2 separate regions of the Mus musculus genome follow, and region 2 is linked to region 1. A link is a loop called in an ENCODE intact Hi-C map of the cell type or tissue named here. Cell type or tissue: left cerebral cortex. All regions are shown on one strand. Each heading gives the region's core, and the rest is flanking DNA. Links, peaks and the distances in the headings are about the cores only. Region 1 holds the start of Gm38915 (a long non-coding RNA gene). Region 2 has its middle 15 kb from the start of Eps8.

The links. A loop is a pair of places that touch in the nucleus more often than their neighbours do. Peaks named below come from ENCODE experiments on the same cell type or tissue, not always from the same donor. Only the 100,000 strongest peaks of a DNase experiment are listed, where the experiment ranks them.
Region 2: it touches region 1 in a loop (2.7-fold over the local background); 13 of 42 quality-filtered maps call a loop at or near these places.

Annotation. Positions count from the first base shown.
Region 1 is chr6:137,702,097-137,718,463 of GRCm38, reverse strand. Gm38915 (a long non-coding RNA gene) reads right to left here and starts at 15,319. Exons shown (of 4, transcript XR_869522.1): 1 at 15,233-15,319; 2 at 14,047-14,165; 3 at 7,729-7,800; 4 at 1,034-1,052. In left cerebral cortex, for the core only: no CTCF peak of the experiment used is centred there; DNase peaks (open chromatin) are centred at 5,080, 5,569, 5,782 and 7,912.
Region 2 is chr6:137,656,281-137,672,647 of GRCm38, reverse strand. No RefSeq gene overlaps it. Among named protein-coding and RNA genes, the nearest start is that of Eps8, 15 kb to the right of the region's middle. In left cerebral cortex, for the core only: CTCF peaks have their summits at 6,418 (motif pointing right) and 9,077 (motif pointing right); DNase peaks (open chromatin) are centred at 7,565 and 10,459.

The sequences.
Region 1 (16,367 bases), core at 3,515-11,514:
CACTTGGTACTTCTGGTTTGATCAGTTTGCTGTCTTGTGTCTTGTGTCTTGTGTCCCAGGACCACCTGCTCAGGGATGGGCACCACCACAGTGGACTGGATACATTGACATCAATCTCAATTAAGAACACACCCCACAGGCTTGCCTACAGGCCAATCTGATGGCAGCCTCTTTTTCAGGTGAGGTTCCCTCTTCTCACATGACTCCAGCTTGAGTCAAGATGACAAGAACTAGCCAGAGCATATGTGTACATGTTTGTGCTTGTGTTCATGTTTGCATGTGTCTTATCCACACAAACATACGTGCATGTGTGCACATCAAGACCAGAAGTCAGTGTTAGGAGTTAACCTCAGTTAGTTTCCACCATACACACACACACACACACACACACACACACACACACACACACACACACACACACGCACGCATGCACATTGACTTGTTAAATTTATTTGCTAGTTTTGAACAAGTATATATAACACATTCTCATTGCTTTCCCTGTCCCCCGTTTTTATCTTCCTCCTATCCCTATCCATCCTCACTCTTCCCTACCAGTCTTTTTTTCAGATTGATCAATTTTCAACGCCTCGCTTATTCGCCGAGTTTAGCCACAGCCCTCCTTGAACCCTTGTGGATACACAGCTGAAGATAATGACTCTCTCCCTCTCAGAATAATCTCTCCATGGCCAAGAGTTAAGCAGCAAGGGGCAGGGCACCCTTCTTCCTCCTCCCCAGTCTGTACTGGCTGTTGATGTACCCATTCTTGTGAGGACCAAGGGCAGGCAACCACAACTGCTCTGAGACCTGTCGTAATATGCATGGCCCATTTGGAAGCTGGCGTTTTCCAGCCCTGCTTCCTATCTCTGGCTCTTTCATTCTCTCCGGTCCTTCTTGTACAATGTGACAACATTCAGATGGTCGTTAATGTACTCATTAGGGCTGAGCATTTTATTGTCACTTACTCTCAGTTCTTTGAACAGCCTTGAGTCTCCGCCATGACCATTTTGAACTGGAAGGGAAAGCTTTTTGTTGAAGCTGAGAATAGCATTTGTCTGTAGGTAGAAACATGATTATTTAGACGGCAGTTTGTTGCTATGTCAACTTGGCTAAATAACAGAAATAAGTTCCCCTTAGAGCCTGTGACCTCCCCAGCCATGGGTTTTTGACTAGGCATAGATTCCCTTGTACAGAGTGTTCCCCGAATTCTGTCAAAGAGTGATTGGTTACCCCCCATAGCAGTTAATCCACAAAGGCACATGTGTGAACATCTCTCCTGTCAGCTAAGTATTTACAGTCTGAGGGGTTTGCAGCCGGGTAAGATCATTGACGCCATTTCTTCCCACCCCCCAGCAGTCAGAACAGCACCTTGCAGCATAAAGAAAGCTAGCCAATGGGAGCTTCCTGCTCAGTTCCTGCCTGACTACTGTTTATCAATCAGTTATTGTGTCTTCAGCCTTCCGGGCGTTATCATTTAGTACTGCTGAGCAACCAAGGGGAGTGGCAAGAGGCTGAGTGATTTGAGGTGGAGGTGGGGGCTATGAGGGCTCACTGACTGACAACTCAGAAGGAGGTAGCCCCACCTGGCGCTGGGCTTGGTTTTGTCTTGTTTTTAATAGTCATGGCTTCTAAGGAGCAGCACTGTCTAGCCTTGCCAGGCATTGCTCCCTAAACTCTTTAATTATTTTACATTTATTTTGTGTTCCTGAATATGTGTGTGTGCAAGTGTGCTATAATTCATGTGTTGGGGTTTGCACGGGACAACCTGTGCAAACTCTTTGTTTTAATTGTATTTTTTTTAACTGAGTGGCAAGACAATAGATTTTCATATACCCCTTTCATACATTCATAAGGACCCTGTCCTCTGAGCTCAGGATCCTCAGGCCTCTACATTAAAGTTTGAGACAGGGCCCATCACTGTTTGAGACAGAGTTCAACAATTTGACCAGCCAGGCTGACCAACAAAGCCCAGGACCTGCCTGTATGCACCACCCCAGCACTGAGATCAAAGACACAGGCCATGTCCAGGGTTCAACACAGCTGTTGGCATTTGGACTCAGACCCTCTGCCTTAGGGCACTTAGTAGGCACTTTACCAACTGAACTGCCTTCCCAGTCCTCAAGATTTTTTTTTTTAAATGAGAAACCATGACTGGACTGTGGGGAGCAGGTGTGGCGGCAGTCCCAAAGGCGCCAGGGACTGCAGCTAAGTCATATGACTTGCACCTGACTTCCTCATATAAGACACAAACATCTTGAGTGCTGCGCAGGTGTACCAGGATACAGGTGAATCCAATTTGGTGGAGATATGCCCCTGCTGCCCTGATTAGCTGAAGCTGCGTGCCTGGTGAGGTGGCGTGGCCTGCTGTGCGTGGATGGGAACTGAGAGTATAAAAGAGTGAGAGGCCCGGGTTAGAGGGAGGATTATTATTCGAGAGAGGATTGTTATTATTGGGAGATATAAACGAGGGAGAGATACAAACAGGGGAGATATAAAAACAAGGGAGATATAAACAAGGGAGATATAAACAAGGGAGATATAGAGAAAGAAGAAATAGGACTGAATAAACGTGTGCAGAAGGATCCTGTAGCAGCGTCGTTCTTGCTGGCGAGTTGGGGGCGCGCTCGACACTGGACCCATGTAATTTCTTAAGCATCAAGGCTACAGGCTTATGGGAAAACCCTTGTCTTGATATATGTATGGTAGATCACGCCATTCATTGGTGGGAACGCCTGTAATCCTAAAACCTAAATGATAGCGTGACCTGCTTATGTGGTGATAGTCAAGCTGCCTTTACCAAAGGCCAAACATTTGGGGACCAAGTCGAGGCACCAGGTCACTCACCAGACATTAATATGTGTTTGGCAATAAGGCAGATGGAAGATCATGTCTGTGATCTAAATGCCTGTGGTGCAATGTCTTAGCTGTTCCCTGGTGAGCCACAAAGAACAGGGATTCGTGGGGAATTTGATATTCTCTTCCAGGTAGAGCCTACACTAGCTGTTTCAGTTAGGATTCCAGCAGTTACTCAAGGCTAGATGTGTGTAGCCAGACTGGTCAGTGGACGTGCTTAGCTGGGATAATGATGGTCAAGGAAGTGAGGTGGAGACACTCATACACAGTGGTCCTCGAACATCACAGATCTAAATTCTCAAAAGCCATTACTTAGTCAGTTCAACAAGGGACTTTGGGACATAACACTTTTATTGACATTCTCATAGCCAGGTCCTGGGAGCTGCCTAAGGGTTTAGGAGTGGGCTAGTGCATTCTATAAAAGAGAGGTGTGTGATGATGAATCTGTACCAAGTGAGACGGGTGCTTTTGATTGGGGTCGTTGGAAAGTGTAGGGAAGTAAGCTTCAATGACGATGTGGCAGTTGAATGTGGCAGTAACACTCAGGACCATACTCCACAAGCCAGCTTGGTGCCAGCCTCTCCATATACAGATATAAAGGACTTTATTCACTTCCTTCTGCCAATTCAGAGTAAGCAGATGAGCTAGTAGTTGAAAGAAATCCATCTAATTGTGAAACTCATTCTTACAGAGACATTTCACACTGGAAAAAAAAAAAAGATCTTTGGTTTATTGGCTGACTGTTTCTCTGACTTAAGTCTTTTGTGTTGTGTGTCAACCAAACAACTCTAACCATGAAATTGTAGCTCATCATATCATCCTCAAAATGTATGAATATAATAAAAACATTCAAACCCATGGGGGGGGGGGGAGACTCAGAGCTACGCAGGCTGCTAGGCAAGCTACATTGCAAATATGTTGGCTTGCTCTTCAAAGGAGTTTATTTATTTGTTTTATTTGAAATTGATATCATGAAGTAACTATATAGAGGTAGAGCCCAGACTCTAGGTTATCAGGCTAATAACAGCAAATCTGTCCACAGAGTCCACAAAAGATCTACAACCACTGGAAAATGAATGTGGGGATTGCAGACTGACAAGTGTTTCTTTGGAAAACAAGACAGACAACTTTCTAAAATATAACTTTATTTGGAATAAAATGCCAACTTAACATTGTTTGCTTTAGTATTTTATGAAATAATAAAGTTTGCAACCCTGAAGTGGGAGGCCCACGTGTTGATTAGCTGGTTTCAGCACTGGCCCTTAAGGCAGCAGTGTGTTGCATTTTCTGCAGCTATGCTGGGTTCAGAGTGAGGCTGCATCTGCCTTCCCTTGAATAGAGTGCTTTTCAGAGCTGTAAGTTTGGTTTCTCTCGTGGCCAAGAGTCATCCTTCCCAAAAACAAACAAACAAACAAAAAACCCTAATATTTTAAAGGACAATGCATAGTTTGCACTTCAGGAAATTGGTGTTAACTACAAACAGGCCACCTTAGCAGAAAGAAGATAAGCTGGGTCTTATTATCTATGTGAGCCACCCCACTGTTTGAACTATTTATTCTTAAAAGACATGCTGGGAACTTGTTATGTGCACACTCTATTACTTTCTACAAAAGCTGGAGAGAAAAATGACACACTGATCAACAGGGGCAGAGATTTGACCTCCAGTGAAGATGCTGCTATAGAAGTGTACACACACACACACTCATACACACATTCACACATACACTCACACACACATTCACACATACACACATACACTCACACACACATTCACACATACACACAATAATACACACAGACACATTAACACACACATACACGCACACATTCATACATTCACACATACACACACACTAATACACACATACACACAAACATAATGCACAGAAACACACTAATATATGCATATGTCAAAATATACTACACATTAACACACACAAGATAGGCACACACACATACACTCACACACACACTAACATACACATACACACACAGAGAACACATTTGTTCTTACAATATAGAAAATGAGATCATTTTGTCTATGATTGTTACACACCCAGAGACAGAGCACTGTTAGCCCAGGGAGAGACAGGCAGACAATTGCTGCTTAGAACTGAGGAGCCATATGGGCGTCTTTGGATTATGCGGATGATCCAGAATTAACCCACAGAGAGTGACTTGGTGCATTAGAACTCCTAGCAGATTGTGGATTTGAAAAGGCATTCCAAGAGGCAGGGCTTATCCATGAGGCCTTCCCCAACCTTACCGCTATCCAAAGGCTAAAGGCTTTGTCCCTGTCCTCTAGAGCCCAGGCCAGGCAAGGCCTTGTCAGTGTTTTAAGGAAGATAAGGTCACTGGAGCAGCATGCTTATGAGTTTGCTGTTTGGAATATTCCTCATTAGAAGGGAGGCTGTGGTGTGGTGATGGCCAAGACCACAGAGGGACCCCACAAAGGTCACAGCTGAGCTCACAGTTGACTGCGGGAAGCAATCTGCTAGGCTCTGAAGACTTCCCACCCCCACCCCAAACTCAGCCTCTAGAGGAACTACCCAGTGAAGCCACCCAGCTAAGCCTGCCCGGGCTGCAGATTTCTGGGCAAAATCAGATGTTTGCTCCTGCTTTTAAGGATGGGTTCTGTGAGGCTTTAGATAATGGCACACACAATGGCCTGAGAACTGTTGTTACAGAGCGCTGCTTTGGAAAATGGTCCTTTAATTCCAGGAAGCGGCAGCTGGTGACTACAAAGAGATGAAACACTTCCCATGAAGACTGCATCTGAATTTCGGTCTTTTGACAGTGTTAAAGTCGTGTTAAAGACTTTTTTTTTTTTTTGGCTGTGTTCTAAAACTTGTACATTGATATACATGATAATGAAAGCTCCCAGAAAAATCTGCCACAGTGAGATGATTATATAAGGGGGAAAAAAAACGTTGAGGAATACTTGCATCTGAGGACTGCAAAGAAGAGAAATCAGGAAAGCTGGCAGAAAGAACTGGCCTGAAATTGAGATCCCTACGGTGCAAGGGAAACAGTGCTTCAAGGAGGCCCTTGTTTGAGTCGAAAGACTATTTCTGTTATAAACTGAGAATTAAAAACACACAAACTGGCTGCAGTGGTACAAACTTGTAGCCCTAGATGCTCAGGACTCTGAGGCAGGACTCCCATAACCACACACATACACACACACACACACACACACACACACACACACAAATAGAGATGTCTAAATAATATGTGTTAGTAGGATAAAGTAGAAACTTTGTATGTGCATAACACAGAAGTAGCATACATACATTCTTCTTTTATATAAGTAGTTTCTAAATGTACTTGAGTGATAAGCTTTACACGTAGAAAGACAAGCCTGCTGGCACAATCCTTTAACGCACTCAGGAAGTAGATGCAAACCAGCTGGCTCTGAGTTTGAATCCAGCCTGGTCTACACAGCAAGTTCCAGGTCAGCCAGGTATATATAGTGAGACAGTGTATAAATTTTTTTAAACATATAATAGCATAGCATCAATATAGAAAAGATATTAGTAATTAGATTTGGGCATTTCGTGGTAGTCCAAAGACAGTGAAGACCTGCCATATTGATTAGAGTTATGCGCTAGAATACAGAGAGGATAGATGCTGGTGAATATTGACTGTTAACTTGACAGGGCCTAGAATTATTCAGGGGACAAATCCAGGGGGCTTTCCTCTTAGGGAATTTCTGCACTGGGGTCCTTTAGCTGGGAAAACACACTCTTTTCTAGCACGTTCCGCAAGGTGGGGGGTCCAAGATCGATAAAAAGGAGAAAGGAGATGGCTCAATGATTAAGAGCACTTTGCTCTTGCAGAGGCCTTGGGTTTGGTTGTCAGTACCTACTTCAGGCGCTCATAATTGCCTATATAGCTCTAGTTACAGAGGATCCTAACCCTTAGTAAGTGCACACACACATGTATGCACACACGCACGTATACACACACACACACACATACACACACACACACACACACACATACCCATGCACACACACTCACATACACAGTCATGCACATACATACTCGCACACATTCATGCAACACACACTTATGAGCATACACACATACACACTCATGTTCATATACTCATGCTACACACACTCATGCACATACACACTAACACATGTACACACACTCATGCATGAACACACTCACACATACACTCACACACTCACACACACAAGAGTTAGGGAATCTTTAAAGAGGAGAAAGCCAGCTGAGCACCAGTGTTGTTCTCTCTCTCTCTCTGCTTCGAGAGCGCTGGCACCACGTGACCAGATGCCTCGTGTGCTTGCTGCCGAGAGCCTTTCCACATCATGGTTGACTGTATTCTTAAATGATGAGCCGGAAATAAACCCTTTCTTAACTCTCTTTTGTCAGGCATTTTGTCAATGCGATGAGAAAAGTAACTAATATAGGTGTGTACATGAAATCCATCCCGGTAGCAACTGAAGATGAGGGTCTTCAGTTCTTCAGCATTCAGAATTATCGAGCCAGAGGGAGGTGTTCTAATGAGGGGTCTTTGGAGGTCTGGTAGAGTCCTGGTTGGGTAATTAAAGGAATACTACTACTATCTACTACCACTACTACTACTAGTAGTAATAATAATTATATATATTTTAAAGCCTGGGAGACTGAAAGTAGAAATGTCACTTATCGTGTCCAAAGGTGATTCGAGCTGGCAAGAGATGCATAATGTCGAGGAGTCTTTAGTCTGTAAACTCAAATGTGTTTGCTCATAACTCTGTAGCTATGAAACTGATTTAACCAATACCAGACGAAATACTCCGACCTTTTTTGTTTTTACACAGCAACGTTTTATAATGACCCAAAACTTTCCATAGAATAACTCACCTCTCCATTTTAATTACGTCAGTAAGCATTTCTCAACTCGTCTGCCCACTCCTATCTTCCCATGTGTTTCAACTGCAGGAAAATAATCAGAAAACATTACTTTTCCACGTCTTACTGCCCCCCTGAGTGATCGGGTCTTCTCTAGATGTCAGAACTGGCCTCATTGTCCCTCATACAGACAGCCATGGACTGGGCTCCTAGCCCAGGATTTTTTTTTTTTTCTGCCAAAGGAGACTCCGCGTTATTGGCTGCTTCTCAGAAGATCTGCAGATGTTTCTGCTAAAGTGTTAGTCTCTTGAGTCAGAAGGCATCCAGTGGAGGCAGAATTAGTAATACATTCAATTTCTAAACCATAGCCTAACAGGAGAGAGAGAGAAAGCAAACGATTCCTAAGGGCATGGGGGGGGGGGGAAACTCCTTCAGTAATGACTTTTCCGTACAGTGTTTCCTTAATGTTAAATTCATACCTCTACAGAGATAGCCTGTCACAGTTTCAGCAAATGAAACAGCAATCTCACTTTGTGTTATTGTTTTGGTTTTTTTTTTTTTGCTTATGTTTTGTTTTGTTTTGTTTTGTTTTTAGAAAACTAATTGAATAATCTCTAAACCATAACTGTATAAATCATTCAGGTGACATCCTAATTATGTTGATTTAGCCATTTTGTTCTGATGATTCTAAGTTTTATCTCTCTCTGTTTCTGTGCATGTGTGTGTCTGTGTGTACATATGTGTATGTGTGTGTATGTGTGCGTGCATGTGACTGTATATATGTGTGTGTGTGTGTGTGTGTGTGTGTGTGTGTGTGTGTGTGTGTGTGTGTGTGTACTGGAAACCAGGAATCAATACTGGCATCCTCCTCCATTGCTTATTACCTTAGTTTTTGAGACAGTGTCTCTTGAGAAACCTGGAGCTTGGTGTGCAATCAGACTGCTTGTTCAGGAAGCCACTTAGGTCCACCTGTCTCTGCAGTGGGGTTCCAGATGTATGCTGCTGCATCCAGCTGTTTATACAGATGCCGGGGACCTATACTTAGGTCCTCATGCATATGCAGCAAACAATTTACCCACTGAGCTATGGTCAGTTTAGAGCACAAGGATTTTCTTTTAAACAGAGTAACAGAAGTCTGAGATTATCTGGTACCAACTATCAGAAGGGACTTTTGGTGTCTGCAAAATTTGTTGGCACTTACATGGCAAGAGGTCAGACTAATAGTGGGTTTTGTTGATACAATTGAATTTGTCTATTTGCTCATTTACTAAATAAACACGTTATCAGTGTTGATCTTTAAACACTAGACTCTGCAATGCTGCTCAGAGTTGCTCTTGAAAGACCCACAACGTGAGGGCTCCCCCACGTTCTGACTCAGGAGAGGCGACACCCCAAAATCACCAACGAGAAACGTTCTTGCTGCAAATTGCAAGAGGATTTTTATTCAAGAGCGCTCTCGGGCCCACGGTCATACACCACGCAGGGGTAGAGGACTATGGCGCCCTGAGTAGCTGAGAAAGGGGGTTTCTAAAGGAAAAAAAACACAACTCAAGGAGGTGGGAAGGGCGTTGTTGGAAAATACCAAAAATACCAGATAAGAATCACAAGGAAGTACAAAGTCACGGGTGTCACAAGGAATACCTGGTAATTGTTAACTCTCAAGACAGTTTCTAAGAGCCCCTAACAATAGCACATTTGCATTGCAGGTTCCAGCAATGGTCAGGGTGGGTCAGGGTGACTTTCTTTGAATGAATATTCTTTGAACCCAGGAAGCCGGTGGGTGGAGGAAGGAATGTTGCTATCTGTTTAATGATTAGCATACCTTGGAGCATTGAGTTTACTACTCTTTCACTCTCACAGTGGTTGGTGAGGGCTGAATGGTATGTCATTCAGCATACCAAAAGGAGAAAGGAAGGAAGGAAGGAAAGAAGGGAGGGAGGGAGGGAGGGAGGGAGGGAGGGAGGGAGGGAGGGAGGGAGGGAGGGAGAGAGAGAGAGAGATGGAGAGAGAAAGAAAGAAAGGAAGGAAGGAAGGAAGGAAGGAAGGAAGAAAGAAAGAAAGAAAGAAAGAAAGAAAGAAAGAAAGAAAGAAAGAAAGAAAGAAAGGGAAAGAAAAGAAAGGAAAGGAAAGGAAGAGGAGAGAAGAGAAAGGAAAGGAAAAGAAAAGAAAAAAGAGAAGAAAAGAGAAGAGAAGAGAAGAGAAGAGAAGAGAAGAGAAGAGAAGAGAAGAGAAGAGAAGGGTGGCTTTTGTAACCTGAGACTTTGCATTGCACCCTGGGTCACTACCTCAATGTCATATGTTTATTGGAGGGTAAATATAATCACCCACTAGAATTTCTTATAACCAGTCCAACGTTTCAACCTAAAATTAGTAATGAGGAACATGTTCACTTTAATATATACTATAAGCTATAACCTACTAGAATTATTTTCTAATTTATGATCAAGTTCTACTATTTAACAGGGCTTGAAAACTACGATTTACATCGAACATTGGCTCTGATTGTACAGAATGGCAGAGGCAGCACTGACCCTTTTTAGACTGCTCCTGTGTTAACCTGGGTGCGGGGAGAAGTGGTCACCGAGACAGCAGCAAGCAATTGTGTGGGTGGTGTGGAATCACTGTGTTCTAAAAGATGGGGGAGGGTCCAGAAGCAGGGAAAACTATGACCCAAGTCTGATCTCTGGTAGAGGAGGAGGTAGAGAAGGAAGGTTGCTTGGAAACCTTTCAGACTGTAGAACCCTCCATGGGAGGTTCAGCAGGGACAGGGGAGCATCAAGGAGCCAAAGCTGAGCAAGAAAGCACTTTGCAGCAGCAGCCAGCCACGACAGCTGGTCGTTGGCAAGAAGCTGGAGGGTGCATTACCTGTAGTGTGCATTGCCTATAAGGTGTGTAGCCTGTAGTGTGCATAGCCTGTAGTGTGCATTGCCTGTAGTGTGCATTGTCTGTAGTGTGCATTGCCTATAAGGTGTGTAGCCTGTAGTGTGCATTGCCTATAAGGTGTGTAGCCTGTAGTGTGCATTGCCTGTAGTGTGCATTGTCTGTAGTGTGCATAGCCTGTAGTGTGCATTGCCTATAAGGTGTGTAGCCTGTAGTGTGCATGATGTGAGTTTGTACCTCATGTCACTGCTCCAGACTTTCCATTCATAACTTGCCTTGGACTTCAAAGTGTGCTGGGCACATTCCAATGGCTGCTACAGCCACATCATCAATGCCTCCCAGCCTGCCACTTTCTGATGTCTGCTCCTGAGCTTAGAGTCCGGTATGAGCACCTGCTCACCCCTCAGCTGGGAGTCACTCCTGAGAGGACGGTCTCCTCCTGGCCATTCTCCCAATACAAGCCCTCAGTTTCCTTCTTCCCCATTGCCTTCCAGAGCCAATAACTAACAAATTCTATTGATCAGCCACTCTCTTTCCTGCTGCTCTTCCATGGGATTTCAGGGTTACCGCTCTGGTTTGCACCCCCACACCTCTACGGCACATCCACACTGCTGGCCTCTCCACAGACATGCCCCTGCATCCCTACCTCTCTAATCCACTTAAAACGTTATTGCCAAGTTCATCTGTCTGGAAGGGTGGTTCTGGTTATATTATTTCTGTTCTTTAAAAAAATCCTTCAGTAGTTCTTTTTTTTTTATTTATTTAAACGAAATAAACTCTCATACTGTTCTATAGTCAAGGACCTTCATGGCCTGATGCTAAGGAAGCTTTTCAATTTTACCTCTCAAGATTCTTTTTAGACACATCGTAGCCCCCTGAGTTAAAGCAGCTACACAATTATGCTCGGAACTTCCATACCTTTATGAAATTGCCTCAGGATTTGCCTACTTTTAAAGCCTTCAGGTAATGCTGTTTAACCCAGCCACCCAAGACTCAAGTGTTACTTGGGAGCTTTCCCCAAATCTCTTAGCTGGAAATTTTCTATTAGAGGATATTTGCTAGTCTATAAGATACTGTTTTTAATGACATTTTTGTTATGGAAGCAGGGAGCACACATTTTCAAACATAGTGAAATTGGCTTTGTGTGGAGAGAAACTGTTGAGTCATGTAAAACCCAAGCACTGTAACCAGCAGGAAGACATAAACTTTGCATATGCAAAGCTTTGAAACCTTAGGCATGAAAAAGGATAAAATCGTAATTAGGGGAAGGAGGGATGGTGTTCTGTTGTCACCTAATGTTTGTTGTGACTCTTCCTGAGGAGACATGATCATCGAATGTCTCTTTGCCTCCGATAGGCATGGAAAACAGATCAAAGTAGCAATTCCATCTGAGTCCAGCTCTACAAACCAGTGAGCTTTCAGGCTTGCAAGGGTGTAGGGGAGGAGTTACGGGAGCACGGGTGAACCTCGAGTAGCAGCATCAGCAGCAGGTCTCATCTCAGCATTAGGATAACCTCACAGGAGCATCACGGGTGCCCCTTTCAGTAAAGTTTCCATCTCGTATATCCCCTCGCACTTCTGCCCCAAGCGGAAGTCATATGCAGCATCAGTGGTTGGGTTTGGAGGGAGCTCCTGAGACTCAGATCTGATCGCTCTCCTCTACTCAGTCTACAAGGGAAGGTTAAATCAGCTGGTCTGAGGAGAGTCCTCTGACAATAAGCCGATCTGCTGTTCTGAGCAGCATACCGAAATTCTGATCTGTAGCAGATATAGCAATCCTGCATAGTCACTAGGGACCGGAGATTGGGTAACACAGTAAAGCAAATGCTACTGTAGTGTCCCACAAAGGGCTTTAGATGCTAAGCCATGGTATAAACTATCTTGGCTGAGTTATTACAGAGAGCCAAAGTATACAGAGGAGCCATATTTTGTTAAGAACAAGCCTCTGGATGTGGTGCGGCATAGATGTTATCTCAGAACTTGGGAGACTGAGACGGGAAGAGCGAAAGTTCAAAGCCAGCTGATGATATGGTGACTCTGAGTCCAGCTTGGGTTACATAGTGAGACTACACCAAACAAACAAATATGTGCACGCACAAAGGACAAATTGTAAATCACAATAAATAGGTGGACAAAATTTAACTTTTACATGATGCTAATAGTTGCTGAAGAGTATGTCTGGCAAAAATCATTACGTAAACACATATATTATAAAGCTTACATATGATATATAGTCTGCCATATATAACTGTTCATATTAGCGATACAGTTAAGAATAAGGGTTCAAAAATAAACTAAACAACTTTGTGATATTCATATACTACATACATTTAAAATATTTTTGTTTTTATTTATGTATTTCCTAAGAAGAATAAGGACTAGAGATGTAGCTCATTAGGTAGAATGCTAGCTTAGCATTCATGGAATCCCAGGTTCCATCCCCAGCATTGTGTAAACTTGGGATGATGGCACCATCTGCCGTCTCAGTACACAGAGAGAAACAGGAAGGTCAGAAGTTCGAGGGCATCCTTGGCTACATAGTGAGTCTGAATTAGCTTGGGCTACAAGATAGCCTGTTTCAAAAGAAACAAGAAAAGAGGGAGTCAGGGAGATGGCTCAGCCCATGAAAGGTCTACTGCAAAACAACCTGGCTGTGAATTCTGCAGGCCAAGCACTGGTAGGGTAGACTGGCAGACCTCAGAGTCTGACGGCCAGCGGCATATCCGAATGGTATGCACTGGGGTCAATGAAAGACCCTGAATCCAAAAGTACAGTGGAAGATCAAGTAGATGACACAATGCAGATAAAGGTGTTTGCTGCCAAGCCCGATGGACCAAGTTCCATCCCCAAGACCTACATGGTAGAAAGAAAACGTGAATTCTCACAAGCCCCACTGGGTGGCATCTCCAGGGTAAGCATGGGAGCTGCTGTGGCTTCCTAGTAATCTACAAATGGGTGCGTGAGAGAAATAGGGTGGCTAGAACAGGCGATTGAGGTTGGTTGGACGGAGGGAGAAATGGCAGTGTGGGCTGAGCAAAGAGCGTATGGGAAAGCCATCACAGGGGGAGAAGAGCCTCCTGTAGACAGAAGAACACTGGGACACGAGCCGAGCAGGGTCTGCACGTATTAGAACGCTTCGCCTGTCATGCTGAAGAGCTTGGGATTTAATTTTAAGCTGTGGGAAACCACTCGAGGGAATAGAAAGATAAGGCTTGTATTTTAGACCATCATGCTGCAAGGAGGTGATTGGCTGGAGTGTGGAAGGAGATGTCTTGATGTGGGGGCAGGGAGAACAACGAGGAAGCTGTCCAGTTCAGTGTAACGGACAGGACCCCATTAGTGTTTGTCCGAAAGCCAAAGCAACAACAGGGAGGAAGGAGAGCGGGAGGGTGGTGAGGATCTGGTAAGTATCAGGAAACCGGAAGCCATGGGAGCCAGTGACTGACTTACCCGGTCGCAGGAAGGGCAGGCAGCGTAGGCACACTCTCACAGGCTCGCGCGCAGTTCCACACCGACAACCCCAGCACTCAGTAGCCGCAGCAAGCCGAGGAGTTCATGGCCTCGCTGAGCTACATAGAAAGCCAGAGCCCAGCCTTTCATTAAACAAGCTAACAAAACCAAATATGAGTTATGATAAACTAATAGCCAACACTAATCACTTGCTGGCCCCAAAATCTATTGCATAAAGCACATTTTCCTCCAAGAAGATAATAAGTAATTTTCATAGGACTCAAAATTCCAGAACACACTGCCTTACTCTACCTCTCATCAGCACACACTTACATAGATGGAGCAAGTCTCTTTATTCACTGTTAAAACCTATTTCTAATGGGGGAGGGGAGGGAGAACCCTCCTTCCTACACAAGGTATCCCCTGAGTCACCCAGAACTCCTCATCAGTTTCAATCAGGGGATCCTGGATCTTTTATTACTTTCAAAGTTACTTTTTAAAAGATTTTTTTTTAATGTACGTGTGTGTGTGTGTGTGTGTGTGTGTGTGTGTGTGTGTGTGTGCCTCATGTGTGCAGGCTGCATTGGATCCCCAGGAGCTGGATTAATAGGCAGTTGTGAGTCTTATGACTTAGAGGCTGGGGTCTGGAACTGGGTCATCTGGAAGAGTAGCCAGCCCGCTTAACCCCTGAGCCATCTTTCTGTAATTAACCGCAGTGTACTCGTCTCAGTCCTGATACCTGGGGTTGAGGACCCTGGGGATAGCAACATAGAGAACAGGCATGCATATGAGAGGGTTGGCGTGTCTGGTCATTAGCTCCACCCCTCCAAAGCATAAGGACACAAGTTTCACCCTTAGACCCCACGTAAAAAAGCGCAGATTTGTAATCCCACCTGGGGAGGTGGAGACAGGGAGATCGCTGGGCTCACAGGTCAAGCAAGAGATCCTGGCTCAGGAAAACAAGGTGGACAGAACTGAGAGAAACACCTGAGTGTCACCTCAGGTCTCCACACCCATCCATCACTGCCCCCTACATCGTCCCCCCTCCCCCAAACCATGCTGGTGTTGGCCTTGCTTTCCCTGAAATAATGGGGCTCCACCTCTGAGGTCAAACATCTCAGATAAAGATCTCGGGATCGTTAAAGAAGCAAGTCAGACACCCTAGAGAACCAGAGAAGTCACGCACCATGTACGCACAATGTAGTCACCCCAAACCCTGGAGCTGATGCTGGAATGATCTGTGGAAAAGGCCAAAATTTAAGTGTTTGGCCTCTCTCTGCAGAGATCCTCTTGACACATCCAATGACAAACAATCCAGGGCTGCCAAGGTTTCTGAGTCAGTCAGGAAGCAATTGTTGAAACCTTTCCCAGGGTCTCAGTATCTTTGAGTGTCAGTATGTGAAAGGACAGGAAGTTGGAGAAAGGGCAAGACTGTGGAATAGTATTCATGAAATACTGAATTTTTTTGTCACCTAAAAACCAAGACAGTAACTTCAATTTATTTCGCCCCTAAGACATACCTAGTGCTACTGATTTTTTAAAAAAAATTATTATAAATTCTTATAAATAACCAAAGAGAGTTTGCGACGTATGTTGATGATTATTGCTGAGTGTTGAGTGTTTCCCTCTCCTTCTGGATGGTGACCACTTTCACTTCCATAAGTTTGACAATGGGGTAGGAAAGTTTGTATTTCACCAACCAGTAGGAAGCAGAGCCCAGAAGTGTTTAACTGTACCTGCTGGGCACTTTGGCGTTGGTTTATTTAATTAACTCAACTTATATCCATTAAGATTTATGAGATACACCTTCATTTTTCCTTGCTGTGCTACAAGAAACTTTTTTAAAATTTATTCACTTTATATCCCACTCACTGTTCCTTCTCCTGGTCAGCCCCTCCCACAATCCTTCCATACTCACCTTCCCTTCTCCTCTGAGAGAGTGGAGGTCCCCTACTTGGTACCTTGCCCTCTGCCCCCTGCCTCCGCCTCTAGCACATCAAGTCTCTGCCAGTGTTCGGTGCATTCTCTCCCACTGAGGCCAGACAAGGCACTCCAGCTAGAAGAACATATCCCACATACAGGAAACAGCTCTTGAGATAGCCCCGCTCCAGCTGTTCAGGACCCACATGAAGACCAAGCTGCACATCTGCTACATGTGGGCAGGGTTAGGCTAGCCCATGTATGCCCTTTGGTAAGTGGTTCTGTCTCAGAGAGCAACAAGAAACTTACCACAAACTTTGCAAGCTAAAACAATATGTATTAGTTCATTCCTCTGTAATGTAAAATAAACCCCTGTGCCCAGCAGTGATGCCTAGGGACCC
Region 2 (16,367 bases), core at 4,623-12,622, 47 kb after region 1:
ACATGTGATAAAAATACCTTTTCCAGTATAAGTCCTAGGGCAAAGTGACACCATAAAAAAAAAAAGACTCAGAAATCAAAATATGTCCTATAATTAGAACACTGTTACTAATCTCCACTCCAAATTAAAAAAAAAATGTTCAAATGACTTTAAAGGGAAATGTCAAATTGTGACTTTCTAATCTGTAAACAAAATAGTCCAAAGGCATAAATTTAGCATCATTTACAAAACATAATGTATGTAGTTTAATTTTAGATGTATTGACATTTCCAGTTCAGCTTTCTTCTGGAATATTTACAAGGATGAAAATTATTTTAATGTCTGTCCTAAAAGTATGGATACTTACATTGTGACTTTAATTTTTTAAACTGGGTATCTTTGGACTTTGATTATGTTATAAAGAAGACAGAACGTCCATGGGGGTGAACTCTGAAAGCAGAACCAAATTTTATCTATGGAGTTTAAAATTAAAGGTGGCTGCTTTCTTTCTTCCCTCCCTCCCTCCCACCCTCCTCCCTCTTTTCCTCTCTGCCTCCTCTCTCTCTCTCTCTCTCTTCCTTCCTTCCTATCATTCCATCTGAAGCAGGAACTTACATCTATTTGTTTTAAGTTTAGGTATGGTCTGCACCATTGCTTATCTGACAGAATACAACAGACAGGCTTAATGCTATGATAGAGTCTGGAGCAATCCTTAAGATACTGATGGTGATGATTTCCTATGAGAAAGTTTGCATCTGGAATCCAGCTGCCATGCTGTGATGAAGCCTGAGACAGGTCTACTGTAAAGAGGACATTTCCCTGAAGCACAGGGGCGTCCATGGCTTCGGCTTTGCTTTCTGCGGCTGCAGATAATGGGCGGTAGAATTAGCGAGAGAGAATGATAAAGAACTCACGCCCACTGCCCTGAGCCCGCGGTGGGGCAATGCCATGGGCATGTCGCTGTGGCCCTAGATAACTATGAGAACCAGGCCATGGGGAGAGAGAGAGAGAGAGAGAGAGAGAGAGAGAGAGAGAGAGAGAGAGAGAGAGAGAGAGAGAGAGAGAGAGAGAGAGAATAATGTGTGGAACGCCTTAGTTGTAATTGGCTGAATTTAGCTTTAAAACTCTAGTGGACATGGCAAAATGGCTCAACTCCCAAGAGTCTTGTGGAGAAACTTTGTGCCGCGTGGACCCCACACGGACATCCGCTGCTTATCTAGCAAAGGCTGCACGCCACTTTGAATCGCATCTTTCCTGCCTGCTGCTTGGAACTCAGGGTACACCTGCCAGACTAGAAAGGTTAGTGAGAGAGTGTTTGTGTGAACGAACGAATGTGGGCCCATTTTACCATTTATCTGAGGCAGAGGCAGGCAGATTTCTGAGTTCGAGGCCAGCCTGGTCTACAAAGTGAGTTCCAGGACAGCAAGGGCTATACAAAGAAACCCTGTCTCAAAAAACCAACCCCCCCCAAAAAACCCATTTATCTGCTTTTTGCCGTTTATGAATAAACAAAAGTATTAGAACCTTTCCCACTGGGTTTGAGGAATTTGTTTCCTCCATGCTTTACGGCCCAAATCGAGACATATACTCATGGGGCAAGGGCCTATGTTCTCAGACAATAGTCCTGACAGAATTTACAGAAGAGCGCCCCCTGTTAATAATACCTGCGAAGTGTTTCCACCCAAATCCATATGAACAGAGAGCCCGCATGTCATGATTGTGCCCTTATAAGAAAAGAGTTGTCCTCCTGACTTTCTTTCTCAATCCTTCTCTCCCTGTCGCAGATATAAGAGGAGTCATCTGTAAACCAGGAAGTGAGCCTTCGCCAGTCGCCATCATTCTGGTACCCTGGACGTCTAGCATTCACAACTATGAGCAAGAAAGGTTAAGGCCATTCCATCTGAGTTTTATTTTTTTAAAAAGTAGCTTGAACTGGCTGTGAACTGTACCAACTCCTACAACAGCCAACTATCTTGGAAGTGGAATCTTCCCCAGTCAAGCTTCCTCAACAGATACTGGGGTGGCTGAGAGTCACTGCCTCTCCCAAACTTGATCAAATTGCAGATACATGAACTAAATAAATGAGCACTGCTGTTTTAAGTTGCTAAGTTTGGGGTGACTCCGGAGCTGGCTTAAATACAGTTGTGAATATGCCTCAGTATAACAAAAAGCCACTTCAAATAGTGCATTTGCACTAAAACTTTGCTAGTCACATAGTCTCAAAAAAAATGTTTTTGCGTTTGTTTTAATGTTTCAAACAGCACTCACATGCATAATAATAGAGTTGCCTCTTTAACGTTTGGATCTTGCATGCGTGCCTAATAGAAATATAAGCAATTATTTCAGTGAACTCAAATGGAATGGTACATCAACTGTGCGCTGTTTTCAGGCATGCTGGCTGTAGTAATTGAATTCTACCAGTGGAGAACATTACTGTGAAGCTCAGAGACTCGTGGGCTGGTTTTCATTCTGTGGTTTGTACTTAGAAACCACTGATTTGCCAGGGGTAGTAATGCAAGCCTTAATTACCAGCACTGGGGAGGCAGAAGCAGGCTGATCTCTGAATAGGCAGGCTAGTGCGTTATGGTTTGCATATGCTTAGGCTAGGGAGTGGCACTAATTGGAGGTAGGGCTTTGTTGGAATAGGTGTGTTACGGTGGGTGTGGGCTTTAAGACCCTCATCTTAGCTGCCTAGAAGTCAGTATTTTGTTAGTAGCCTTCAGATGAAGATGTAGAACTCTCAGCTCCTCCTGCACCATGCCTGCCTGGACACTGCCATGCTCCTGCCTTGCTGATACTGCACTGCACTTCTGAACCTGTAAGCCAGCCCCAATAAATGTCCTTGTAAGAGTTGCTTTGGTTGTGTCTGTTCAAAGCAGTAAAAGCCCAAGAAGACCTGTTCTACATATTAAGTTCCAGGACATCCAGGGATACACAGTCTCTGGGCGGGGATAGGAGTGGGAACTAAAAAGCAAACAAACAAAAAAACCCAAACCTATGGATTTAGCAAAATGTTAAGACAATAGAGTAGACTCAATAACAAAGAAACTTAAAAATGCCCTGCTGTGGTAGATTGAATGAGAAAGGCTCCCATAGACTCAGATTTGAATAGTTGGTCACCAGGGAGTGGCACCATTGTAAAGAAATAGAAGGTGTGGCCTTTTGAGAGGAAATGTGTCACTGAGAGTGGGCTTTGAGGTTTCCAAAAGGCACTCCAAGCCCAGAGTCTCTCTCTTCCTGCTGCCTGTAGATCCAGAAGTAGAACTCTCAGCCCCTTTCCCAGCATCGTGGGTGCCTGAGTGCTGCCATGCTTCCTGCCATGATGAAAACGTACTGCACCTCTGACACTGCAAGCCACCCCAATTAAATGCTTTCTTTTCTAAGAGTTGCCTTGGTCATGGTGTCTCTTCACAGAAATGGAACATTGACTAAGGCACACTTGCTTACTCTTTTTATTAATTTTCTTATTATAGTTGACTATGCCCATGAATGTGTGTCTCTGTGTGTATAGATGAGTGCAGGTGCCTACAGAGGCCAGGGGCTTCAGATCTCCTAGAGCTGGAGCCAGAGGCTCTGAGCTGCCTGTTGTTGGTGTTGGGAACCAAACTTGAGTCCTTTGCAAGAACAGCTATCTCTCCAGTCCCTTTGCTTGTGTGTGTGTGTGTGTATTATTGTTTATTGGGATCTGAAATAAAATCTATATACTTAGTGAATGTGACTTTAACCATGATTGAATAATAGAAAAATTTTTATAATAATTGTGTAAGAAGCAGTACTTTTGAATATCCACAGTCACTTGAAATATGTTGCTGGAATACATCAAGGCCCTGGGAGAGTCAAGAGTGGTTTCTGCAGTGGGGACCATGCTGGGAGCAGCTTGAGCCTCCATCCTTACTGGGGGTTCCAATTTGGGTGTGTGGGAACCAAATGTGGCCTTTCTCAGCACAGTTTGGTCTTGGGGACTCTGAGTAGAGGCAGGCAGGAAATGAAGAAAAGACAGTGATAGAGACACACTCTAGCAATACAGAATCAGGCGGGTTATGTGCCATTAGATGGAGCTACACCTGCTGCTGACTGGAACTTCAGTAGTTTATATGTTCAGCACAAAAAGAGGCTTTAGCCAGTCACAGTAGGAGGTCTCTGTTTCCAGCCTATTTTCTGTCTGGGAGGAGGAAGCTGCAGTTGCTCAGTTTGTACACACGGATCCATCATCTTTAAACACTCATACTTAGGCCAGAGGAGGAAGGCTTTGCCAATTTCCACCCTGACCCACGTGGAGAAAGGCTTTGCTGATGTCCCATGGCCCTGGGGCATTGACCCTTGTTATAGCTGTGCCTATGTCAGCAATACAATCTCACTTAGGGCTTTGTCCACTTCCTACGGAGCAAGATGGGACATTGAGAAAAGGCATCCTCCTCAGCAAAAGAGAGAGGCTGCCAGGCAAAGTAGCTCCTTCCTTACTTCTTCACAGTATCTATAGGCTGTAGAGCAAGTGCTTTAGCCACCTTGCAACCATCAATCTGGCAGAGGACAGTGGTGGGAAGGAAGTCTCCTTTTTTGAGGTAGACTCATGTCCCACAGCCTGGCCTCAAAGGACGTCACCAAGGATGATCATGAATTTCTGGTCCTTCTGCCTCCCCTTCCCACGTGTGCCACTGTGCCCAGTTTATGGGCTATAAGGATCTAACCTAGAGCTTCCTGCTTTCCAGGCAAGCAAGTAGTAGCTGAGCTACTCCCCAGGGCCTCCGTTACCTTTCTTTCTCAAGTGGTCCTCTCCAGCCTTCTGTTTGAGTGAAATAACTACATGACTCACTTGATTAAGCAAGCTGTAATGAGGACTTCTGATGTAAAGGGTCTGAAAGTGCTTTAATTATGCTGTAAGCCACCTACACAGCTCCTGAAAGAGTGATGTTTGGTTATTATCTCAGTAAGTAAAAACTCGTGTGTGTGTGTGTGTGTGTGTGTGTGTGTGTGTGTGTGTGTGTATAGGAACCTGAAGCTCATAGTCCAGTGTTTATCAATTGCTGTCCTCTTTAATGTTTGAAACAGTCTTTCACTGAACCTGGACCTCACTTATTGGCTGGACTGTTTGGACAGCCAACTCCTAAGACCCTCCTGCTTCTACCCATCATGCATCAGGTTGTACCACTACAACATGTATTTTAAACACTATTGATTGATGATGGGTTGATTTACGTGCATGCAGGAAGCCTGTAGGGGACAGAAGAGGGTTAGATCCCTAGAACGGAAGTATCTGTTGTTGTGAGCAGCCATGTAGATGCTGGGAACTGAGTTCACACCCTCTGGAAGAGCAGTAAAATGCTCCTAACGACTGAGCCTCCCTCAGTTTTTGAGAACAGCTCCTGAGCATCTGAAGTCGGGTCCTCATGTATCATGTGCAGCATCACTTGACTGTGAGCTGAGCTATCTCCCTGACCTGATGGAGCCTGAATTAACTTCATCCCTGGCAGTCACAATCGTTGGCAAAATATTTTGCTCATACAAGTTAGGCCAGATAATTCTCAAAGATTCTTAGAGATTTTCAGGAATAACCATTATCTGGTCAGCAAATTTCCAATCCCCAAACACTGGAGACTAAGGAGACACAGGGTGTGCTGAGGGGAGAATCAGAATTGAATGCAGATAAGGCTAGGCCTTGGCGGGGGTGGGGTGGGGGTATAGGAACATCTATGATAGAAGCTTCTAGGCTTGATGGGAACGAATGGAAACAAATGCTTGGGCACTGAATGGTGAAATTTTGAGGAAAAGGGGAGATTTACTGAAGGTCAATTCTCTGTCTTGAGGTTCCCTTAGAACCAACCACAACAGAGGAAATCAGTGAAGGGTCTCAGTGGCCTCCTTTATATTTCAAAATAGTCATTAACCTGGCTTTAGATAAATAATTCACAACCTCACACTTGTGCAAATTTGTCTAAATTATTCCTGTTCCTCTCTAAGACTCTTTTCTCAGAGCCAGTGAAGATAATACTACCCATTGCTCAGAGTTCTTGGAATTATATAAAATAAGCCTGCCTTTAGTTTATGTAATTATACATATTATTTCCTGCCAGTTCTTTGGACACAGTAACCTCCAATCCAGGCCACTGCTATTCAAGAAATGATAGTTGAAAGCCCTGTGGCAGTGGCACCCAGTAGTCAACAGGTGTAACCCGTGTTCTAGGAGATGAGCGAGAACAAATGTGCTTATTAAAAATGAATGTTCAACTTTAGCTCAGTCAGAGTCAGCTTCTTGGTGTTTCGAAACTTACATGAGATTGAGAAATAAACAACAATGGGATGATATTTACTAGAGAAATATGTTGAATTTTAATGTATAATAAACTTTGTTTTGTTCTATTGGGACTTTGAAAAATCTTTATTTGTTTATATATTTTATGTATATGGGTTTTACACCTGCATGTACATTTGCATACCAGAAGAGGGCATTAGACCTCATGGACATCAGATCTTGTACTGGTTGTTAACCACCAAAGGAGGGCTGGGAATTGAACTCAGAATCTCTGGAAGAGCAGCCAGTGCCCTTAACCACTGAGCCATCTCTCCTGACCCAAGGGACTTTCGTTTTTTGAATAGTCATTTTCTTTGATTAAAACGGACCTGTGGCTGTGACCCGCTTACAGACACTGAAAAAGAGACAAGGAGCCTGGGGAACAGCAGAGTGCTAGAGGCTTATCTGATAGATGTAAGGACCCAGGCTTGACGCTCATCACCAGATAACACAAATAACACAAATGAAACAAAAATACAGAGGTTTTATATGTAAACTTGTTAGAACAATACTCAGAAAAATATTCAGGCAGAGGCATGCAGAAGGAAGAAAAAAACATACTGATCAGGGAGTACTTTCTAAAGTGCAGAACCAAACAAATAACAGGAAAACGGGAAGAGAAACCAGGATGCCTGTGTGTATACATCTTCTAGACACAAAAAATCTTCCATAGGGTACAGCAACTCAAGGCCTTGCCTAAAATGTCTAGTTTTCATGATAAACGTAACTGTTTTTATTTTTATCATAGGCCTAAGTGGTTTTGTAGCAAGTCAACTCTTTTAGAACAGCACAGATCAGAAAGGATGTAGCTGTTTAGAACTTTCAAAACATCTGGAAAACTACTCAAGCAAATAGAATCATGTCCATTAACAAAACAGATGTTTTCTACTGTGACGGGAAAACAGGACTTATTTATTTTTTCGTTTTTAAATATGTGTTTCATATGGTCCAACTCCACCTTAGAATGCGTTCTACCTCTTTAAGGGTCTGGGGACCACAGTGTTCTTAGGGGCTATGCAAATGTCAATGTGCTCATGGCCACTTAGGTGTTTGAATGCCAATGTTTTCTAATAATATATATCTTTTGAACTTAGCACCAGAAAAACACGTTTAAAAGTCTAGGGTGACTTTGCAAACTCTCAGCCAAAATGTTAGAGTCTGGATTAAAATCATTTGGTGCTTTGGCAAGACTCTTGGAGTCCTGAGTGAGAAGCCAGTAATCAGAACACAGCAGAATAGCCCGAGAGCCACTGGGGCTCATTTTGCACAGGAAAAAAAAAGGAAGTTTATTTCCACTGACCACTTGGAAAGAGTCTCAAAGGTCCTAGGAAACAAGTGTTGTCAAAAACCCAGAGAGAATTGTGTCCCAGCAACCCAGCAAATGAATCCATTCGAAGCTCATTGAGGGGACATTTCCCTTTTACAAATGAATGTCCCACAAACTTAACTATTAGGCTACATGAATCACATATTCTAGGTTATTTCTTCTGTTCTTTTTCAAACGAGGTAAACTTGTTAAAAGGCAATCTCATTGTATTGTTCAGGCTAGCCCCAAACTCCTGGAATCATAGGAAGGCACTTCAGCCTTTCAAAGTAGCATGCAATGGCACACCTGGCTAAAAACATATGGACACCAACAAACAAAAGCATTTGTATTAGTTGTCTGTCAAGTGTTTAAAGCTAGAATATTCCATGGCCAGCTATGCTGAGACACACCTACCATCCCAGTGTTCTGAAGGCAAAGGCAGACACAGCAGGTGTTCAAGGGCAGTCTCTGGCTAAGAGCAATTTTGAAATAAGTGGGGCAACATGGAGACCCTGTCTCAAAAAAAAAAAAAAGGAAAGTCTACATTCAATAGAACATTTTTTATAGTTTAGAAATTAGTGAGGGTTTTTTTGTTTTTTCATTCTTTTAACCAAGAAAACCAGAAATGCAGAACGGCTTTTCTACTGCAACGGGTACAGTAAAAATAATTTGTCCAATAGTGAAATGGAAGACCACTTAGCTTGATAATGGATCGGACTGGTGTGAGCCCATAGGGTGGTCAATATTTTAAAACACTGTCCATGTAGAGAGAAGTCCTTAGCCTATCTCGCATCATTGCAGAGCACACCAAGTCCATAGTTTCAAAAGATCATCCTGAAGGATGCTGATCACCGTCTGAGTGGGAGATAGTAGGACTTCTATTTCTAGTGAAGTGTTATCTGCTGGCAGAACAAGTATCTTGTCTCTTCATAATGGGCACTGCTCTGATGAAGAACACAGCACGATGGAAGCCCTGTGTGCTCAGCCCACCTCAGCCTGGAGATTATTCCTGCCGGAATACCTGTTCCTAGGAATGCTGGAGTGTGGACCCAGACATGATGCGTGTGGGGGTGGACAGAGGTGACTGTTGACAGACACAACTTATTTCCTACTTCTTGGCATAATAACTCAATTTATGATAGCATGGCCGTTTCTGCTTATTCTTATTCTTGTTTGGAGCTAGCTCATCAGCAATTTTAGAAAGAATGCAGGTGTTTTAATTATCACCCCACTGTAGGGAGTTGTGAGCAAGAAAGATACCACAGTTTAGAGAAGAAAATAAAGAGCTTTCTATGAAGATTATTTGCATTTGTCTAGGAGATAATTCTGTGCATCTTTGCTCTGAGCACTGCCCAGAATAGAAATGAATACGCAGCAAAGACTGGCTAAGTCCAGAGCTTTCTAATTCCTTCTGAGACACAGCTCCCAAGCATAACTTTATCTTGTTTGAAGTGGTATGAATTTCCCAAATTGGACATCTAACAATTTTTTTTTTTTAAAGATTTATTTATTATATGTAAGTACACTGAAGCTGTCTTCAGACACTCCAGAAGAGGGCGCCAGATCTCGTTACGGATGGTTGTGAGCCACCATGTGGTTGCTGGGATTTGAACTCCTGACCTTCGGAAGAGCAGTCGGGTGCTCTTACCCACTGAGCCATCTCACCAGCCCAACAATTTTTATTAAATATAAAAATGCTCCCCAAAGTAAGAAAAAATGAGTTCCATATATTTATTTAAATCATACTAATTATTGTTTATATGGTTTATGTGTTTGTATCTGTGTGTATTTGTGTGTATGTGTGTGTGCACCAGAGAGAGAGTGTGTGTGAGAGTGTCTGTGGGTGTGTGTGGACACGCCCTTTTACCTGGGTTCCAGTGGATGGGACTCAGGTCATCAGACTTGCATGGAAAGCCATTTCCCTCACTGATCCATCTCACTTGCCCGATGTCTGTATCTTTTGTAGCTGATCTCATCATGATTACACTAGGGATGAGTCAAACACTGTTGTTGTGGGTATAGGGGGTAGAAATGGGCAAAGGGCTGAGGGAAGGGCATGTGTGTGACTTGGGGACAGACTCTGGGAGCCAGCTGCGTGATAAGCCGGCACAGGGGAAGCAGGAGGCCCGCTGTAACACCCGACACTGAGATGTTCCTGCCACAGATGCTCACAGGAGGATGGAGACATGGGGAAGACTTCGGGCAGCAGAAGAGCCGAGGCATTTCAGGGCACAGGGTAGAGAGAGCAGGGCAGCAAGGAATACCCGCTACTACCTTGACTTAGTACTTGACTTACTCTCCTCAGTGTGTCCTTATGGCTCTGTCTTTTGTTTCTTGCACTCAATCCTTCCCCTCTGTAGGAGATGAGCAGAATGCAAAGGAGGAAAGATAACGAGAGGGATGTGACCGATGCCATCCTCACTCTTTTCCAAAAATCTTGGGAACGCAGAAGGGTGCCGTTAGGCCGTATTCCCAAGACTACAAACACCTCATGTTCCTGCTCAGAACTGAAAATGCCACGGAAGGCTGGAGATGTAGCTCACTGGTATGGTGCTTGCTTAGCATCTAAGAAGCCCTGGGTTCATTCCCCAGTCCCATTGAAACAAACAAACAAACAAACAAACAAACAAACAATAAGTGCCCCAGCCCGGATGGGATCCACCGAAAGCTTGTGGATTGTAAGAAATTTAGAGCCCTTGGGTTTCTATTTAAATGTCTTTTTAAGAGTGTGTGGTTTTGGTTTTTTCAAGTTGAATCGTCCCCTTGGCTCCGTGAAGCATTTCAGAGTTGTGGAATAGTAACCACGATGCTGAAGGAGGCTGTGTGTCTCCAGCCGGCCCCCTCATTTTCCCTCAGCACTTGTTGAGTGGGATGTAAATAGAATTCACTCATCCCGCGTGCTTCACACTTGCTCCCCGAAAACACAAAACAGCTTCTGCCGCTCCTGGTGGCTTAGTTACTAGACCATCCTTTGCCACATCTGCCTCTCCGCCTCTTCCCCGTTGTCTACAGAGTGGCTCTTCCATTGCATTTAGTGATCGCAAAAGCACCATCTTCCTTTGGAAGTTGGGGGACTGGGTTCCAATCTAGACACTCTCTCTGATGGAGAGTTCCCCCCTCTGTGCCTCATCGGGATAGCAAGGGCTAGAGACAAGACTGGGTGGGCAGAATGTTAGGGTGGCAATCTGCAGTGCTCCATGAACCAGGCACAGAAGTGTGTGCCTGTAACCACAGCAGTGGGGTGATGGAGGCAGGGGGATCAAAAGCTCAAAGTCACCCTCAGTGAAACAGTGAAGTTCATTCGGAGCTGTTTAAAACAGACACCACACCCCCACCCGCACATGCATGCGCGCATGCGCGCGCACGCACATACAGAAACTCCGGAGAAACACACAGAAGCGACACACACATCCGTACACACAGCAAATAAATATACATTTTTTTTTAATGTAAAGACACTCTGTGCTCTTAAGGTGTATTCTCTTAGCATCTCTGCAGAATTACTCTCACTCAGCTCCACAGTTCCTTCTAGCTTTTTTCTTCCCATTTTTTTTTTTAATAATGAGAATTCGAGTCTCTTCTCTGCGTGAGAACACTGTGTCTGCACGCAGCAACCCAGCGTGGTGTGTTCTCAGGTGTGTGTCCTCGTGAGCTCACACTTGTTGCTTTTATCAGCATCTTAGCTGCCTGGCCCTATTCGGTGCAGCCCCTCTCTCGTCCTCGGCCTCTGGACTTTCTCACTCTCGACGCTTTGCCTGATTTAATAGCTCATCGTGAGGGTGCATGCGTATGTCTCAGCCTGTCTGCTGTAAGCGGTGAGTTCTTCCCACTTGTTAGGAAGCTATTTCTACCCCCAAATGTCCAGCATGGGGTTGACTCTGTCCCTGATGCCACCTCCTCTTCTGAAGCCTGCAATGGAGCTGTAAGCAAGAATGCTAACCCAGATCCTGAATCAGGGTTAGCATTCTCTGCCTTCTGGGGCTCCTCCCTCAGGTGGCCAGACCAGTACAGCTTCCTGAGGCTAGCTTTGGTTATTAAAGTCTTCAAAGTCACCCGTTCATTCTACCAGGTTGAACGGAAGCACCATATCTTCTCAACCCCCTTGTTTTTCCTTAATGGTTCTGGAGTGTGATCTGAGATGGCTGAGGTTGCTTTGTGGAGCTCAGCCCCAATCGTTAATCCAGTCATTTATTGTTCACTCTTGGACTCCGTGGCCCAGCACTTTCCAACAGTGTGCTGGGCCCAGATCACTCCATTTCCCCCTTGCAATCCCTTCAGCGTGCCTCAGCGCCTTCCGCTCAGTCTTTGTGCTTCTCTGCATCCCGCATCCTCCCCCATCCCTGACCCCATTATTCCCTCAACTGCCTGCTTCACAGTCTTCATACTTCATCTCACATTTCTCTTCATCTAGCTGTCCATCCAGCTCTGCCCAGCGTGGGGGACACGACTGTAAACAACACGGCGAAGTCCCTGCTCACACGGGATTTGCATGAGGCAAAGAGCCACTAAGTTAGTGAACATGTGTCCAGACTGTGATAAGGAAGTGAATAAAAGGCCGTGTAACACGCAATGGGAGAGACAGAGAGGTGGTGTGTGTGCACCCATGTGTGTGTGTGTGTGCACACGCGTGCGCGTGCCCCCGAGTGTGTGCGCACGCATAGGGTGGGTGTACCATGTAAATAGTGCGGTTAAGCAGAAGAGGTCACATTTGAGCTGAGATCTGAATGGAGGCACCAGCTGTGTAGGTTGCTGAGGGAAGGGTGTTTCAGGGCGAGGGAACAGTCAAGGCTACAGAGCTGTGTTGGATATGCTGGAGACCTCAGGGGACAACACAGAGGCTGGGAGGGATTCATTCACACAACAGGGTGAGAACCTGATGTCACACTTGACTTTCCCAGGGTGGCGCTGGGGCGTCATTTTTCAGTGGTTAGGTAGCGTGCTGTGGTGGTACAGAATTGTGTACGGCTGTTAGTAATTATTTATTTATGTCTAACTGCTAAACGCAAGCCCTGGGGTAAGTGAGGATAATCTTGTTCTTTTTCATGTCCCCAGGGCCTGTCCCTGCCCTTGGCTGAGTAGGTGAGTCAGAGACCTTTAAGATGCAGGAGCCACCTGATGCGTTCCTGGGGCTCCCAAAGCTCTGTGTTCTGGAGAAGGGCTTTGATTGCCCTTCTTGAATTAGTGCTTGCTGCTGACATCTTACCAGCTCCTAACGGCTCCTACTCTCTGGGGCCTTGAACCGTGCGTGCGTAGCCCTTGTTTTGACTGCCAGGCATAACCATCTGCAGCACTCCACAGTCTTTGTGTGTAATGGGTAAGTGTGACCCGTGGGCAGTGCTACTGAAGGGGACTTAGGTGTGGGAACTGTGGGAAGGCCCATGCTGAGATTCTAATAAGTGAGGATAAATGTGTGGTGTGTGTGTGTGGGGGGGGGGGGGGTAACGCGCAGGAGGATTTGCCAGTCCAGCAGAGAAGAAAAACACTGGCAAGAAGAAAACCACTGAGATTGTGTGCAAATATCGGTCGGCCCCACGCAGAACTTTCCCTAAACACTTTTTATTGTGGTTAGCCTATTATTTTTGCACAACACCTGGTAAACTTTAGACTTTAGCTTGTTTTCTGTGACAGAAATGTCACCTGTGCATATATTAGAATAACACATGCTTCATAAAATGTCCTCCACGGAAAGGACATCGGGAACTGGGACTTATTCTCTGTGAAGATAAAAATCTCGAAAATTGGGAATTCAGATGAGAAGCGTTAGCGAACAAACAGCCTCTCGGGCCGTTCATTGTTGTTGCAAGCGGGAGATAAGATTGCCCAGCCCACTGCTACGACTTCGGAGCGCTTGAGGTGACACTTATATATTCTAATTTAAAATACGATTATTAAGAATTGCATTATCTCAGAGTGAAAATAGTGTTTAGAGAAAGAAAGGTGGAAGATGAAGTCAGGACAGAATAGACGGGGGATGGGAGGCATGCCTGACTCACTGTGGCGGTGAGATGACTCTGGAATGCATACATTTTTAAGGACACAAAATTGTAGCCGCCTAGAGAGGGCCTGCATGACAAAGATGGGGAATTCAGCAACACTGCATAGTTACACAGGTGTGCTTTGCTTGTATGAAGTATGAAGTCTATAACGAGTGTGCAGTGCCCAGTGTAGCCAGAAGAGGGCACCAGCTCCCCCGGAGTTGGAGTTACAGATGGACAGGGCTGCTTTGCAGACCCTAGGGAATGAACCTGGGTCCTCTGCAAGAGCAGCAGGTGCTCTTAACGACTGGGCCACCTCTCCAGCCCCCACATTACCTATTTTTGTAACACGCTATTTCATTTGCTTTTTCCATTCCATTCGGTGGCAAAGTCTAATGTGACTGGCGCTTGTTTGTCAACACATTCGATCTGAACTGATGGGAGGTGGCTTCTGGATTCATTTGTGTGACTATGTTCTGCGGTAGAAATAAACGTGTTAATTACAGACCCTGCTGGGGTGTGAAGGAGACCTGGTGTCAACTTTTACAAAAGCCACAAGCATCTGGTGTTTTGGATGAGAGTTTGTGTACCTCAGGAATACTCAAAATTATAGTTAGTACAATAGGACCCCCTGCGCTTCATGAGATAAGGAAGTGTGGGGGTCTCATTGAAAGCTTCACATTGTGCAAACGTTATCCAGAGATGGTGGTGTGGATGGAAAGTAAAAAGCATTCTCAGTATAAAGACTCCCTCTCCAGCTCTCTACCCCTCTTTCTCTCTCCCTCCTCCCCTCTCTCCCTCTCCCCCCCACCCCACCCCCGTTTCTCTCCCACTGTCTCTACTCCCCCTTTCCCTTCTCTTTCTCCTCTCACTCCTTCCTCCTTTCTTTCACACTCCTTCTGTCTCCCCCCACTCAGCTTGTCCCTCCACCCGCTTCCTCTCCCTTTAGCTTGCCTGGTTTGAGCCTTTGACAGCACTTGCAAATGGAGACTGGAGGACAGGTTTGGCTCCTCCCCCCGACCCCCCACCTCACTAAAATTTAGATACTTATATCACGAGCAGAAATATTATCTGCATTTTTCAAGGGATTTCTTTGTGAGGTACCTATTTAGATACATGGCTTTGTGTTTCCCTACCTTCCCAGCTTCTAATAGGGTTTTGGGTTTTTTGTTTGTTTGTTTGTTTTTTGTTTGTTTGTTTGTTTGTTTGTTTGTTTTTTCCCTTTCAGGAGGATTCTGAAGTCAAGGAAGAAGAAAGTTTGGGTGCTAAGTACAGGCAACAGAGTCTGTGCTTGCAATGCCAATGAGTGTACCCAAGGGGAATTACTAACTAGCCCAAAGATTCCAGAGCGCAGCGAGCCTAAAGCTATGGAGGAAAACAAACAAACAATAACAACCAAACCCACTACCACCACCACCAACAACAACAACATCAAAACCCACCCTGCTTTAGACATTAGGGATAGACATTAAGAAAAAAATCTGGCAGAATAAATTTTTAAAATGTAACAGAAGTGAAAATTCAGAAACTCAATTCACAAGGGTTAATAAAATGTTAACTTTTCTCTGCTGCAAAACTCTGCAGGTTCAGAGTTGAAAGTTCAAACACCAAACAAAAACTTCCCTGAGGGGCTGGGACTTCGGTCTGCTGCTAGGGCACTCGCTGATGAATGAAAGCCTAGGATCAGTGCCCAGGACTGTCCGAACTGCGAGGGTCTCACGTGCTCGGCATTTAGAACAGCAGTTCTCAACCTTCCTAATGGCACTGTGACCCTTTTATACAGTTCCTCATAGTGTGGTGACCCCCCCCCCACCACCATGTGTAAGATTATTTCATTGCTACTTCATAACTGTAATTTTGCTACTGTTATGAACCTGTGATGAGTATATCTGATATGCAGGATATCTGATATTTGACCCCTGTGAAAGGGTCATTTGACCCCAAAGGGGTGAGTGATCCACAGGTTGAGAAGCACTGATTTAGAAGTTCGGGGCGGGAAGGTCAGGAGTTCAAGGTCATCTTTGACTGGCTGCAGGGTGAGTGTGAGTTTAGAGCCACTCTGGTCCAGGTAACACTGCGTCAATAACTCAATTTAGGGCTGGAAAGATGGCTACGAAGTGCACACACTGCTCTTGTAGAGACTCCTTTGATCCCTAGCGTCCATTAAGTTGGGCGGCTCAGAACTCGGGCGCCTACAACAAAGGCTCTGATGCTGCAGACCCCCTCGGGCAGCTGCACTCACATGCACCCCCCCACACACACACACACACTCACATAGACATGCATAATTGGAAAGCCTGATTGTCTTCGTGAAAGTAACTCCCATTTTAATTATCACCCTTTCCTCCATAAAAATACTGTCAAACATTCACTTGTATTTTTCAAACTGTTAGTTCGGTGTGGTTATATATATATATATATATATATATATATTTAAAATGTAATTTATGTCACAGAGTTTATTGTAACTTATTTTCTTCACCTAACAAATATATATTTTGCTTCCCATCCAAGACAATTAATACAAAATTTTCTGTCCTTGTGAAGTAGAATTTTATCTTATGGCTATACTAGAACTTAAAAAATATAAGCACTTTTGATCCATTCCCTTTCCACAGTTATTTTAATTGTGTGCTTTGGGTTCCCACCTGGCTTCTAACATAGATACACATAGGACCTATTTTGATTAGAATAGGGAATATGTGTACTGGTGGGGAGCTTGGTCAGGTTGACACAGGCTAGGGTCAGCTGGGAAAGGGACCTCAATTCAGAAATGGCCTCCAGCAGATTGGCTTGAAGGTAAGTCTATGGGGGGGGT